Linked DNA regions of Homo sapiens: region 1 is linked to region 2. The links are chromatin contacts, found by Hi-C or POLR2A ChIA-PET in ENCODE. All regions are on one chromosome and are shown on one strand. The core of a region is the stretch at or near the end of the contact, and the rest is flanking DNA. Distances in the headings are between cores, read along the strand shown.

Region 1 (7,377 bases), core at 2,239-4,738, 2.1 Mb before region 2:
TGGTTTAAGAATGTATTTAAGGGTGGGAAGGGCCGGGTGCGGTCAGGAGCTCAGACCAGCCTGGCTAACATGGTGAAACCCCATCTCTACCAAAAACACAAATATGGGCCAGCCAGTTGGGATGCTGAGGCACCAGAATATCCTAAACCTGGGAGGCGAAGGTTGCTTTGACATCACACCACTGCACTCCAGCCTGGGCGACAGAGTGAGGCTGTGTCTCAAAAAGATACTTGCTAACCCCAAGTAAGATTCAACCCGAGATACTCAACAGACACTGGCTGAAGGAAAATTTGTATTATTTCAATTATTTTTATGTACAGAAAACTCAACAGTGTACATTTAACCCAGTTTAGTGGCAAGTTCTTTAGCCTTTGCCTTTTCGAGCTTGGCGATACGAGCCACAGACTTAGGACCCAGGACATTGCCACCCCAGTGACGGCGGATCTGAAAAGACAAAAAGAGGCAGTTAGCTTGGCTTACTGTTTTCTGAGATTTTCAAGGTTATTAGTTGCGTTAATTCTGTTTGGCTGTTCCAAGCTGATCGTCAGATAGAACTTCTCATAGGTTAAGCCAGCCAGTTATTTGGGAGAAAGATTTGTGAATGACAGTATTTTGGTGTAAAGCTGCCTCTTACCTCATCGTATCTGTCATTGTAATTGGTCCTGATAGCTTCCACCAGCTTAGCCAAAGCGCCTTTGTCTTCCCTAAAAGGCAGGAGGGGAAACAAAAGTGGGTTTTTTGCCTTAGTTTCCCTTTTAGAATGCAAAAATACCTTTTAGCTCAAGACAGTCTTTTGCCTCAGATGCAATGCTGACCACATGGTTTATTCAGGTGAAGAAATTCTTAACCATCATTGGCAAAAGTTCAGATAAATATATTTCTTAAACTAAAAGATTGGCCTTTAAGGCAAAAGGAAACAACTGTGAGGCATGGATTAAATGAACTGGGGGGAAGTTTGGGGCCAGGCTGTGTACTTACGAGTTCACCTGTGTGAAGGCGACAGTGGTGCAGGTCTTCCTGTGGACTAGACGTCCCAGTCTTGCCTTTCCCTTGATAATGCAGTAAGGGACCCCCATTTTACGACACAGGGCAGGCAAGAAGACAACCAGCTGGAAGAAAGCATTAGCTGAAGACTGTATTTTGACCAAAAGCAGCAAATTTCAGTTAGCTTGTAACAATTGCTCAGGGTTAAAAAGCTCATGGATTCGCACTTCAAGGTTGAATTCAGTGAGAGATTCACATCATTGCAAGAGCCACGCATGTGTTGGATCTGTGTCAGTACTGCCCTCACCCACTTCGGTCCCATCACTGACTTGGCATTAGGTCTACTCTCTCTTCCTGGTACTGCCAGAAGCCCTTGGGTTAGCAGTCAACAGGCAAACGCACCTCGATGGGATCCACGTCGTGTGCAATCACCACCAGCTGAGCTTTCTTGTTCTCCACCAAGGTGGTGACGGTGTTAACTCCTAGAACACACAACCACTTTGTGAGCACTCACAGGGCCTGCTCTAGTCACAAGAAGCTGCTGGGCTCAGCTGCTGACTCAGTGTTAAAAAGCTCGGTTTTACTCTTCACAGTAATTTCAGGCCAAGAAATTTTACATCACTGCAACAGCCCGCCCCCAGTGTTCACCCTAAGGTGGGGCCTACTCACCTGCTCGAAGGACAGGTGGTCTCTTCGTTGGGACGTCCCCTTTGCCAGCAGCCTTCTTCTCGGCCCGGGCCAACAGTCTCTGCTTCTTCTCTTGCTTTGTCTCTGGTCTGTACTTGTGGGCCAGCTTAAGCAGCTGAGTAGCTGGAAAAACACTCTTCAGTTTAGGCTTGGAGTCAAGGTTCTAATCCTTGTCACTTAACACTTAATAACAAATGCTGGACTGCGGTCCTGCTATATGACTATAATTTAATGACAACTGCAGTTCAAGAAGCCTAAGACCATCCCCCTCATGTTCTGGATGAAATAAGGAATCCTTGCCTGAGAAACTCCTTTCCACGCCACAGAACCTCACCTGTTTGGCGGTCCAGGGCCTGGGTGAACTGGTTAATCGCAGGAGGCACTTTCAGCCGCTTATAGAGGATGGCTCTCTGCCGCTGCAACCTGATATAGCGGGGCCATTTCACAAAGCGGGTGAGGTCTCTTTTGGGCTGGATGTCCTGTCCTGAGAAGTAAAGGGTGACACCGAGTGAGGCTCAAATTCCATGTCAAGTTCATGTCTGGGGCCACTAGGAAGGGTGTTGGTGCATCAGCGATCTTGGTGGTTTAAAATGTCATCACCATCTCTCAGATAGCAAATATTCTTTTACATCATCTGCACACAAACACCTGAGAACAAAGAGCACGATGCTTTTCCTCATCTAACAAGAAGCCAAGGTGCCACGAAGTACAGCAGAATTGCAGTCCTAGTACCTCGCTGCGACACTGCTACTGTACTTGTTTCCAGATGGCTAAGCTGAATTCAAGGCCACTACCATATTGAGCTGAATGCTCGCTCAGCAACTCCCAATGAAAGCAAGAAGCATGTATCATTGCCCCCGTCTCTAAGAGACACAAATTAAGGACTGCGACCACTTTACACCCACTAAAACCTACAAGATACAACACAACCCAATTACCACCTTCCCTTGAGAAAAACATAGACCGTTTTCATTCTGCCGTTTGTTACTTACCAATGCCAAAATTCTTAGGCCTTTTCTCAAACAGGGGATTCACCACTTTCTTAGCCTCCTGCTTCTTCACGACAGCTGGGGCCGGAGCCACCTTCTTTCCCTTGGCCTTCTTTCCTTTCGGCTGGGCAGAAAGAAAACGTCAGTTAAACCGCCGCCTCCACTCGCTTCGTCGGGGGTAGGGCTCAGGCTGGCTCCTCCAAAACAAGGGACGCTGACAGCACCTGCCTGAACTAAGCTGGCGAGCAGCTTTCTGCAACCCCCCAGCACCACCCCTCGACAGGAGCATCTCACATTCAGCCGCACAAGCATGCAGCCCCGGGAACCCCGAGTGGCCAGAGCAAGGCTAAGCCCGAGACCACGCTCTCTTCGCGTCGCCCACCCAGGAGACACCCCGGACTCATGACTCCTCTGAGTCGCGGCCCCACAGGCTCTAGAAGCAACAGGGGCGGGCTCAGAACTCGTCGCTCACAAGGCCTCTGGAGCGGCCCCCAGCAAGCCCGAGAGACGCTAGGGCTCCGAGCCCCGCACTGCGGTGCTCCAGGCCTGCGACACCCAGCCCTGCGACACCGGGAACAACGCATTCCGCTCTCGGCCGCCCGGGGCTCTAGTCCATCTCAATGTCTCCGTGCCACACCAAGTGGGGCTCTAATCCACCTCGGTGTCTCCGTGCCACACCGAGTGGGGCTCTCCTAGCGCCAGGAGGAGCAGGAGGCCCTCCGAGGCCGCGCCTGGAGGAGGATGGCAGCGGATACAGCCGGAACCTGGCTATAGTGCCACGGAACTACAGCTCACTCACCATCTTGGGCGGCGGGAGGAGAGAGAAAGGAAAGGGAATTGTGGGTAATATGTATGCGGCCTCGGAGATCGCGAGAGTTGATACCGGCACGGGATTTCGGATTTAAAGCAACAGCATTCCTATAAAGCTAAAAATCGAGGCGGGGCCGAGAGGCTGCGGCGGCTGACTAGGTTTTCGGACCGCGGCGCGGCGGGGAAGAGAGACTGCGGCGGGAGGGCCAGGCCGTGGGAGAGACGCGGGAAAGTGCGGGTCGCAGAGGCACTTGACCACCCCGCCCTAGGCCGACCCGGCGGACGCGGCGTCTGGTGTGCGGGCGCTGGGGCGGGTATGAGGGTGTGGTGGGGGGTGGGGATGGAGGGGGGGTGGGTGTGTGGGCGGGAGTGGGGGTGGGTGGGTGCGTAGGCGCTGGGGTCGGAGATCCCCTTTCCTGCGTGTGACTTATTTCCCACACCCCGCCAAAAATGGGCACAAACAATGCGAGTGCGTCCAGGAGTCCGCTCGGTCGTGCGCCAGACTCCGAACCTAGGGGGCCCCGGGCCCTCCCTGAGCACCGCGCGCAAAGGCCCGGCCCCAGGGCCAGGCAACTCCAGCGCCGAGGCCGTCCAGTGCGGCTGGAGGGCAGAGGCCGAGAGGCGCGGCGCGGAACTTGAGCCCCTTGTCCCGGCGCACCGGGGAACCATGAGGGATGTTAAGCGAGGGAGTGGAATTACCCCCCTTTTTTTTTTCTTTTGGAGACGTAGTCTCCCCCTGTCGCCCAGGCTGGAGTGCAGTGGCGCGATCTCGGCTCACTGCGACCTGTGCTTCCCGGGTTCAAGCGATTCTCCTGCCTCAGCCTCCCGAGTAGCTGGGATTACAGGCGCCTGCCATCACGCCCGGCTAATTTTTGTATTTTTAGTAGAGTTGGGGTTTCACCATGTTGGTCAGGCTAGTCTCAAACTCCTGACCTCAGGTGATCCCTGCCTCGGCCTCCCAAAGTGCTGGGATTACAGGCGTGAGCCACCGCGCCCGGTTGGAATGACCACTTTTTAGGACCTCTTCCCTGCCGCGCAGAGACTGGAGGGAGCGGGGCCCGCAGTGCAGGGATGAGGTCTGGAGCGGGGCAGCCTGAGTGGGAGTGGAAGGAAAGCGTGGATGTAGGCGGTGCAGAGGGGTCGAATTGGAAGGACTCTTCGGATGGGAGGGCGTGGCGAAGGTGGCGGCGGGCTAAGAAGTTAAGCCAAGGGCTGGGGACGGGGAGCTGGTGTTGAGTTTGCAGGGCTCCCTGGGACACGCTGTGGGCCTGGACGTGAAGTCTGGACTGGAGCCCTGGACAGGGCTTGGAGGGCTGGCCAGGAGTTCCAGGATGAGCTTGCTCTGGCAAAGGCGGGGCCAGTCCTGGCACCCCCTGCGGTGTCTGCTGATGGAATGAGTTCATCTGTGTTTCAGTGATTGACTTTATTTGGCAGAAAGGGAATCCCCAGAAATCTGCGTGTTCTGCTAAGGTTGGGGCATAGAGGGTGGCTGGGGTAGACTCTGCCTGCACTCAGAGGTCTGTGCTGCACTCTAGGTCCCAGGTCTCCCCGCTGCGCTGCTTGAGGCTCGGCCATGGCCCAGCAGAGAGCCCTGCCCCAGAGCAAGGAGACGCTGCTGCAGTCCTACAACAAGCGGCTGAAGGACGACATTAAGTCCATCATGGACAACTTCACCGAGATCATCAAGACCGCCAAGGTGGGGGTGGGGTGGCCCACCAAGGGGAGCAGAGTCTGAGAAGGGGTGGAGACAGGAGAGGCCAGGGGCTGAGCAGCGCGAGTGAATAGTGTTCTAGGCAGGAAGCACCCAGTGCACAGGGAGCTGGTCAGTAGATAAGCAAACCAAATAATGGCACGTCCAGCCCTTACTAACAGTATGGATTTGGATGGAGATTTCACTTTTTAGTGCCTCAGTTTCTCCTGCATGGTGGGGTCCTTGTGATGACTGGTGAGTTTATCTGTGTAAAACAGTTACCTCGGGGCCTGGCACACAGCCAATGAGCAGGAGAAAAGCAGACTGAGGGGAGAAGTGGGGGGGGGCCTCCAGGCAGGTGGAGCGGTCAGCACTGGGGCCTGCAAGCCTGCTGACCACTGCAGCTACAGCTGCATCAGATTGGGCTGGATCCCTCCTGGCTGCTGCAGACCTGGCAGGCTCCATAAGCGATGATGATGAGGATGGAAGCTAGCATGTACTTAGTGCTTGCCATGTATCAAGCCACGTTGTGAGGTTATCTGTGCCTGTTCTGCTGAATCTTCATGAGGACTCTGTGAGGTGGGCACTGTTGTCCTCTTCATTTCAGGAGGAAACCCAGGCCCAGGAGACTTAGTGACTTGCCCAAGGTCACTCAGCTCACAACTGGCTGAGCCAGGATTTGAACCCACGAAGTCTGGGTCTTAACCACTGAGGGTACCTGACACCCACCCCGAACTGAGCCTTTGCAAGGCCTGCCGGGAAGCCCCATCCAGCCTCGCTTGGCCACCTATACACCAGGGGTGGCAGGCCAGGCTTCTGTGAAACTGGCATGGGTTAATGGTGGTCAAGTGCATGACACAGCCTGGCACCTGGGAAGTGATCAGGAAATGGTCGCGAAAAAAAACTTAAATCATCCCTTCACTCATCCAACAGTTTACCAAATGCCAAGCAAGTGACAACGGTTCCTACCAAACAGGGCTCCCACAGCCCAAAAAGACCGGGCCAAGATAAGCCCCCATCCCTGCACCTAGTACAGCAAGCAGCGTGGGTTGCCTCTATTTGTCTTGAGCAAAGGTGCATGTTGTCTCCCATGGCCAGAACAAGAGAGGGTGGAATTGAACCTTGTCAGAGGTCTGGCTGACAGCGCTTAGGTCTGTAGATGGCACCACAGACAGGTTGTGGCCAGTGTGGACATCCTGGGTAGATGACAGTTACCGTAAGCTGGGCTGGGCCGGGCCAGGGGTGGGGATGCCTTGGCTGGGTTGATTTCTAGGTTTTCTTGTTTTCCCCCAGATTGAGGACGAGACGCAGGTGTCACGGGCCACTCAGGGTGAACAGGACAATTACGAGATGCATGTGCGAGCCGCCAACATCGTGAGTGGCCAGGGTGGAGGGCACGGCCTGGGCTCCAAGAGCATCAGTCCCCTCAGGTTTCCTGGGTGGAGTGGAGGGGGCTCTGGGGCTGGTCTGGTCTTCTTCCCCCGAGAAGGAGCAGAAGGAGGCAAATGTAGAGATGCTTTGGTTTCACCACTCGGCAGCTTTAAAGAATGAGGTGGGGGCAAATCATTTCTCAGGAGACTGTCCTCACGTGGGGCACTTGGAGGAGGGCTGGGCAGAGAGCCACCCATGCCCGTCCTGTAGCCGTGCAGTGGCCAGAAAGAGGGTAGCCCTTCCTGCTAACTCAGGAGTTCCTAAGGTCAGTTGTGAGTGAAAAGACAAACAGCCGAATGGAACTGTAGGCGCCATTGGATTCCTTCGGATCACAGGAGAAACACAGCAAGCAGATAATTCCGCAGGTGCACGTCCAGGGCTCAAAATGCATGGAAAAAGGTCCCACAGGAGCTCTGCCCAGCTGGCAGCCATGTTAATCCTACCCCGGGGCAGGAGGCAAAATGGGATCGCAGTTTTATCTGTGGGGTTTGAGTTTTTCATGAGCAGAATGTACACCTGCATAATTGGACTGGAGGCCAGTCCTGCAGGAGTGGAAGCCAGAGGCTGACGAGAGGGGAGGGCCTGCCCTGCAGAACTGACATCCCAGTTTTCTCACTTAATTCTCACACATGAACCTGTGGAGGTCAGGGGTAGAGTCCCACTTTGCAGATGAGGAAGCTGAGGCTCCTAGAGAGGCCATCCCTTGCCCAGCATCAGCTACTTGTAGGCAAGGCCGCTGTCCCCCCTCACCCTGTGCCCGCCCTGGTTCTGATGGCCACAGGTCCG
Region 2 (7,251 bases), core at 4,130-6,629:
ATCTCAGGGAAGGGGATGTGAGTGCTGTTGTCTGGGCCTGGCTGTGACTCCTCCGCTATATCTTCTCAGTGCCTGGCCCGGCGGACGTGTCCGGTCCACACTGGGGAAGGAATGAGCTGGAACAGTGGGCAGGTGCCCCAAGCCTAACTTGCCCTATAAGCCATGTGGTTCTGAGCTTCGGCTGAAAAGGCCCCAGCCTCCAGATTTGCAGCCAGCACAGGCAGCGGTTTCAATCCCTTGTCCCATGCCCTGCCATACCCATGCGGCACCATGGCCCTCAGTGGAGAGTGACGCTCTCACTGAGTGCAGGGCCAGAAGACCCGGGTTCTAGTGAAGGAAGCCTCCCTGGAGGACTTCACTGGGCCTCTGTTCCCCACCTGTAGGGGAGGCTGCTGGACCAGCTCTCTCTGAGATCTTGTCCCTACTCCCCTGGCCAGGCTCAGCCTGCCCCCTGTCCCAGTTAGGCAGGTCAGGGATGCAGACATGCCCTACGCCTCCATCTGCCACCTAGCCTCTCAATGTCTCCCACCTTCAGACACCTGTTTGGCTCTTTGGCCCCACCCACCTCCCTGGTGGACATTCCAAGCTTCGTCATTGGCTTTCGGTCTGGTCCCCAACAGTTGGGGAGAGAACGCTGTCTCCCAGGGCAACAGAATTCCAGCACCGAACATTTCCATCTGCAGAACAAAAACTTTTCCCTCTCTTGAGATTCCTTTTTGGCCTCTGATGACCCCAGCCTTGAAGGTGGCAAGCCCTTGGAGGACCCGCTGAAACTCTGAATGCAGAGTGGTCCATGAGAGAGAAAGAGCCTTGGGACTGTCTCTGGTGGCCACTGAAAACAAGGTCCCTATACTGCAAGGAATGCTGGTGAGAGCGCCCACTATATCCCAGTCATCCAGCCTCTGGGTCTTAGAGCCAGGCCCCCTGGTTCCATCCACCCCTCCCTCTTCACCAGGCCTCAGTGTCCTCATCTGTAGAATGGGATGATGACAGGGTCGGGTCAACCCCTGATCCCTGGGTTTCTCTGGATCAGTTCTGGGATCATTGTGGAAAGCCATGAAGATGCTGTGTGCAAAGCCCCAGCTCACGGTGATGCCTGCAAGGAGACACTGCAGCAGTCTCTTTTCCAAAGACTTCCCAGGTCCCTGCAGCTTGGCAGGGTCAGTGTTGTTTCTACTTCTGACTTGCTGTGTGGCTTTGGGTTTTCATGACTTCTCTGGGCCAATGTGCCAGGAATTGAGGACCTTGTCCTCCCACTGACAACACTTTGAGCTCCCAAGTGGCCATCCCAGTGTTCACCATCCCGGGTGGGGGATGGGGCCGTGTCTCCCCACCCCTCCTCTTTCTCATTTTTCAGAGTCCAGGGAGCCTGAGGCCTGGGGGAGGGGAAAGGGTCCTGAGAGCAATGGGAGTGCCCTGTGCTGTTGGGCAATGACTCAAACAGATGTCCCCTTCCTCTGCTCTGCAGACACCGGCACTTCACACGCGCGTGGATGCGTCATGAGCCTTCCACATATGCTGAGGCTGCCGTGGGTCTGTGCCCAACACCCACGGAGCTCCGGAAAATGACGAGCAGGAGGAAGGGCTGTGTAGGGAAGCGGCAGGGCCGGAGGGGCCGCGAGCTGGGGAAGCCACCAGAACCCTGGTGGGCGCTTCAGAAGCCAGGGCAGGGAGTGCATGCAGGAGCCGAGCCCATTCACACCCTCTGCCTGGCAGAGCTGCCCCCCAGCTCAAAGCCGGCAAACAGGCCCATGGACTGATGCTTCCTGGTCCCTTCTCCTGCAGACTGAGATGACATCCTGTGCAGGGGTGATGTCAAGGGGGAGCAGGTTAAGGGAGAGGGGTCTTCTACTTTGCAAGTCCTCACCATGTGGGCGCCCACACACCTCTGCTGGTAGGACTTCCTAGTGATCAGTCCCATCCTAGTTCTGAGGGGCTGGCCCTGGCTAGCAAGTGGGGTGTGCTTGGTGAAGAAGCTGAATGTGGGCTTTGGAGCTGGTCAGATCGGAGCTGGCATCCAGCCTCTGAGAAGTCTCTATCCCCTGATCCCTGGGTTTTTGGGTTTCTCTATCTGTGGAGCCCACTGCCTAGGGCTAAGGTCAAGGATAGAAGAGACAGTGCCTGCTCAATGTAACGCCTGACACACAGTGGGTGCTTTACAAACCCAGGCGGAGCCCAGGACGGAGGGGGCGGGGCACTGTCACTCCCAGCTGGCCTTGAAGAGAGCCCACCCCCGGGAAATCACCTCCAGCAGCTTCACTGCTCACAAGGCGGTTCAGGGCTCTGGTCCCTGTCCTTTCCACGAGAGGGACGTGCAGCTCTGGCCCTGTTCATTGAGCACTTGAACTTGTCACCTCATTTCCAGGATAGCATTCCTACCCTCACAGAGCACCCTGGCCAGGCTGTCGGGGTGATGAGAGTCGGGAAATGAAACAGACATCTCAAAAGTGAATATCGTCCCTACATATAAACTGGGTAGTGCAGTAATTATCTGATGGCACAAGAGGTGCAGAAGGCCCTGTGACTGTCAGAGGGACAGAAGGTTTTGTGGGGGCCATTAGTTCATGGAAGGGAGAGGCCATTTCACATGGTGAAGAGGCCAGAGAAGACTTCTTCCTGGAAATGGACATTTATGTAGAGCCCTGATGTAATCTGTGTGCTGTCTGGGGTTCTACTGTGTCCAACAGGCCAAGGGGGCCATCTCTGTGGCCCTGCCTTGGCCCGAGTCAGTGGGACTAGGAATAAGCCACCTACTAGCTGAACTGGAAAGGGACCACCTCCTCATTAGCTGGGGATACGGGCCATAGCAGTGCTGGGGTGAGGGTGTGGCTGGGTGAGAGGCGGAGGCCACCCTAGCCAGCCACTTCCTGCTCCATGGCTGAGCCGGTGCTGCTGTGAGATGTCCTGGTTGTTAACCCCTCAAAGGAGAGATCCAAGAGTGGCCAGCCCCTCGGTCCCTCCAGCCCTGCCCTCACACACTCAGCGTGCTCCGGCTCTGGGACTGGCTGGAAGCACCTGCCCTGTGCCGGCTGTGGGCACCTGTGGAAGTCAGAGTCATGGGGATGGGGTGGGGACGAAGAGCGTGGCTTTAATGTAGCTGCCAGATGTACTTATGTCACAAATTGCTTGGGCTTTCCCTACGGCTGGCTGGAAGGTAGGGGTGGGGTTCATAGCTCTCCCATGGCTGTACAGCCTCATGCTCCTTTTGAGCCCCTGCACTGGGACCCCTGCGGGGGGACGGGGGGAAGGACCTTGGGCAAATCCCCTAGCCTCTCAGCTCTGGGTGCCTGCTCTGTGAAGTGCACATCATCAGTCTCCCTCCACAGGGAGGCCGATGGTGGCTGAAATGATGCTCTGTACAGCGCTCATCACACAGCCGGGGTCCAACAGGCAGCCAGCAGACCTGCTCGAGGGGACCCACCTCTCCCCAAACTGCTCTCCCCTCCCCGCGACCTTCCCAGCCTTGGAGCCTACAAAGCCCCCGCGCTGTCTCCACCAAGCCACTGTCTCCCTGCGGTCAGGAACCCCAGGGCAAGGGAGCCCTTCTGCGGGTGCTCCGAACCCCAGAAAGCCTCTGGTCCATAGAGTTCAAAGGGCACTGGGAGCAGCCCACCTGGCCCCGAGACAGCAGCGGAACTACACTACCCAGAATTCCCGGGGCTGGCCAAAAAGGAAATGTCGTTTGTTCAAGGAGAGGCTCAGCTCCCCGAGCAGCTGCAGAGACAGGGAGCGAGGGGGAGCGAGGGATTACCAGGGGGAGGGCGGGCTGTGTGCGGGGAGCGAGGGTGGAGAGCCAGGCGGGCGGGGAGGAGGAGGCGGCGCCCGCCCGCCGCCGCCGCCGCCGCCTGCGGACCTGCATCCCCGCGGGGCCGGCGAGCGGGCGGCGGTCCCTGCGTGCGCCGGCTGCGCTCGGCCGGCGGCGGCGGCGAGCGGACGCGGGGGCCGGGCCGGCGCAGGGGCCGAGTTTCTGCAAAGTTTGACCCGGTTGCCTTTCCGATGCTGCAGCAGAGCGAGGCAGCGCGGGGCGCGCCAGGCGGCAGCGGCGCGGCGGCGGGGCTGAGCGGCGACAGCGCGCTCACAATGATCATAAAATAAAGGAGGCGCGCGGGGTGGGGGCGAGAGAGCCCCGAGCCTCAGCCCTCCGCCCCCGGCCGCCCCCCCGAAGCCCCAAGCCGGGAGGAGGGTGGGGGCCGGGGGCGCCCACGCCGGCCCCAGACTCCAGTAGAGCCAAGGGACAGTGCCCGGGGAAGGGGGTGGGGGCGCCCCAAGAACGTGCCCGCGGCCGGGTCAGGGGCGTCCGGAGAGCGGCTGCCCGGGCCAGCGGAGTGGCCCCCGGGGCAGGTGAGTCGGCGGCGCCGCCCGAGTGGGGGCGTGCGCGCCAAAGTTCCCCGGCAGCGGCGAGCGCGCCCGACGCGTGGGGACCCGGGGCTGCTCGCGGCTGGAGAGGGGCGACAGAGGCGCTTGACGCGGCGGAGCGGGGGCACTATGCCCTCCGAGGGCCGAGGGACCCCAGCCGGGAAAGGGGTGCCCGCCGGATCCGACGGCACTGGTGGGTGGCCCTGCGCCCAGGGAGCCGGAGGGACCGGGGTGGGGAAGGGGCACCTGGCGCTGGCGGCGCGGCGGTGGGGACAGAGCAGGGCAAGTGCTCGCCGCCCCCTGCAGCGGCAGCCGCTCGCCCCCCACCCCGCCCGTCCGGGACGGTATCAGCGGAGATGTCACGGGCGGCTATTATTCGCTGGTGCGCGCGGTCGTGCGGCCGCCACTGACGGGGCGGGCGCGGGGGGCGGGGGCCACCGCCTCCGGGGAGACCGCCCAGAGCTGCGCCGTCAGCTCCGCAGCCCGCGCCCAGCGCACACGCGTCGCCGCCCCCGCGCGCCCCCCGCAGCAAAGTTCGGCTTAACTTTGAGGCTGGCCTTGACGCGCTGTCCCTTCCACCTCCCACCAGGTCCTCGGCGGCCGCGGCGAAGCAGGCGGCGGCGGCCGGAGCGCAGCCCCGGGACCCTGCACGGCGGCCGGCAGCGACAGCGGCGAAGGGACGCGGCGCCCCTGCGTGGGGACGTCCGGCCCGCGCCCGCGAGTGGGCGCCGACGGGGACCCGCGCCGCGCTCCCCCGTCACCGGCGAGCGGCCGGAGCCCTGAGCTCGCCTCCTGGAAGCCGCGGGTCGGCGCTCGCCCCGAGGGCGCCGGGACCTCGGCCGGGTGAACACAAACTGCTCTGCAATTGATTCGACCGCGCCGGGCGGGTGCGGGTGCGGGGCCCGGAGGGAGCGCGTGCGGAAGGCCGGAGGGCAGGAAGTCAGGCTTCTGCCGCGAGGGTGGCGCGGCCGCGCGGGGACAGAGCCTTCCTTATTTATGAGTCTGCCGGCGCTCGCCTGCTTCCTCCGAAGACTTCAGGGAGAGTCTGCGAGCTGCCGTCCCCGCGTGTGAGGCACAGAAGGGCTGGATGTCAGAACCGCATAATTATTCATTAAACTACAAACTTTTTTTAACCCAAAGAATATCGGTGATTTTTGTCCACTGCGAGGAGAAGAAGAGAGAGCCCAGGGCTCATGAAATGCAGCAGAATCCTTATTTATAAACAGGCCGCGGTAGTGATATATGCAACCCCAGTCTACTCAGTGAGTTTTCTATCCTATGGATATCGGTCTTGAGAGTTGAGATTGGAGAGCAGCGCCGTCTGTACTGGGTCCTGCAGCCTCTGTCCTTTCAATGCCTGGTTTTTTCTGTGACTGCTGGCCTTCCCTGGAGATCAGAGCGCTCCTGTATGCCATGGGCTGTATTCAGAGCATCGGAGGCAAAGCCAGAGTCTTCCGGGAAGGGATCACGGTGATTGATGTGAAAGCCTCCATCGACCCCGTCCCCACTAGCATCGATGAGTCCTCCAGCGTGGTGCTCCGCTACCGGACACCCCACTTCCGGGCCTCGGCCCAGGTGGTCATGCCGCCCATCCCCAAGAAGGAGACTTGGGTAGTTGGCTGGATCCAGGCGTGCAGCCACATGGAGTTCTACAACCAGTACGGCGAGCAGGGCATGTGAGTACGGCCGAGAGCCAGCTCTGGGAACTGCTAGGGATGGCCGAGCTTGGAGGCCTGGTGGGGGGCCGCGGATAGGGGGAAGGTGGAGATACCATGAAGACAGGACGGAGGCCAGAGGGAAGCTTTAGGCAGGTATGCAGGTGGCCTCATTGGCCCGGTGGCTCCCTGAAAAGTTTGCCTGTGGATCCAGATTGGAGTCACGGTCCTGCAATCTACCCTGCCACTGTTCCCCCCGGGTTCCTGTGTCCTTCCCTGCAAGATGCCGAGAAAGCAGAGAGACATTACTCCCAGTGTTTCCTGGCAGAGCAAGTGTGCCGTCCGCCTGAGGAGTGTCTGTGCCATCAGGGGTCACCAGAGAGGCTGCAGGGCTGCCCTCCAGGCCTCTGGCCCTGTGCGGGCCCATGGCAGACATTCAGGCACTCTGCAACTCCCAGACCGGTGTGTTCAGGGCTTTGCGATTGGGCCTCAATTATCTTTCTGGCTTTTACCAGTGTATGCCAGGAGCTGGGGGAGTGCTTCCCCGTTCCAAACGGCACTGTGTTTGAGAGCACAGTTAGTTTTAGAAGCCCGATTTCTTCACAGTGTATCGCTTTCTGTCTCCAAGGCAGAAGACCGCTTTATGCAGACAAGTCCAGTGTCCCTCTGGCGAGGCCCTAACAGGAACAGCAAAGAGGAGCCTCTCCTCTGCAGCCCCAAAGCCCGGTCTCCAGAGTGTGCCTAGGGTATTGGGGGTCCCGGTGAGGACCCTGGGACCCTGGGGCTCCTTTCCTGGCCTGCTTCCTGACCCCAGAGAAGGCCGTCCCCAGGGTGAAAAGAGCTGCATTTAGGCAGAGTTGGGAGAGTGACTTAATCTGAAGGTTCACCCTAAGACAGGGATGGTGAAAATAGCTGTTTCTGAGCGTAAGGACCCTTTGGAGAGAGCTAGGCAGGCCCCGGCGGGCAGCCCACCCATGCGGCCCCGTGACTGGCCGCTGACACTCCCAGAACCTCTCTCAGTGTCTACCCTGTGGCCCCGTGACTGGCCGCTGACACTCCCAGAGCCTCTCTCAGTGTCTACCCTGTGCAGCTTCACGTCCCCGTTTTGCAAGTGGGGAAAAGAGGAGAATTTCCCCAGGAGCTGGAACTTATCACAGATTTAAGAATCTCATGGGCCACCTGTAAATGAGAGGGGTGGAGGATGGCGGGACACCAAGTCTGGTGGCTTCTCTACTTAATG

What was found. Hi-C counts contacts between places; a loop is a spot of excess contacts on that map. ChIA-PET counts read pairs that join two places held with the same protein, here RNA polymerase II (POLR2A). Pooled maps may share reads with other maps.
Region 1: a map with no recorded cell type shows a loop between it and region 2 (6-fold over the local background). The contact joins the promoter of RPL7A here to the promoter of FAM78A in region 2. A Hi-C loop is called at or near these places in 1 of 37 single-sample maps with no recorded cell type and 4 of 50 pooled maps. POLR2A ChIA-PET finds 5 or more read pairs at or near these places in 1 of 52 experiments (BJ).

What each region holds. Positions count from the first base shown.
Region 1 is chr9:133,344,329-133,351,705 of GRCh38, reverse strand. It overlaps RPL7A (ribosomal protein L7a), which reads right to left and starts at 3,488. Exons shown (of 8, transcript NM_000972.3): 1 at 3,460-3,488; 2 at 2,664-2,784; 3 at 2,006-2,155; 4 at 1,654-1,794; 5 at 1,387-1,466; 6 at 979-1,109; 7 at 635-704; 8 at 280-444. The coding sequence starts at 3,462. The coding sequence ends at 340. It overlaps MED22 (mediator complex subunit 22), which reads left to right and starts at 3,575. Exons shown (of 5, transcript NM_133640.5): 1 at 3,575-3,784; 2 at 5,006-5,166; 3 at 6,454-6,534; 4 at 7,373-7,377. The coding sequence starts at 5,044. It overlaps SNORD24 (small nucleolar RNA, C/D box 24), which reads right to left and starts at 2,310; the gene lies at 2,236-2,310. SNORD36B (small nucleolar RNA, C/D box 36B) reads right to left here and starts at 1,612; the gene lies at 1,542-1,612. It also overlaps SNORD36A and SNORD36C. RefSeq lists enhancers at 3,067-3,536, 3,398-3,692, 4,997-5,498, 5,499-6,002.
Region 2 is chr9:131,274,638-131,281,888 of GRCh38, reverse strand. It overlaps FAM78A (family with sequence similarity 78 member A), which reads left to right and starts at 5,379. Exons shown (of 2, transcript NM_033387.4): 1 at 5,379-6,032. The coding sequence starts at 5,710. RefSeq lists enhancers at 3,570-3,669, 5,850-6,349, 6,510-6,559, 6,590-6,639, 6,052-6,664 and 3 more and a silencer at 4,030-5,209.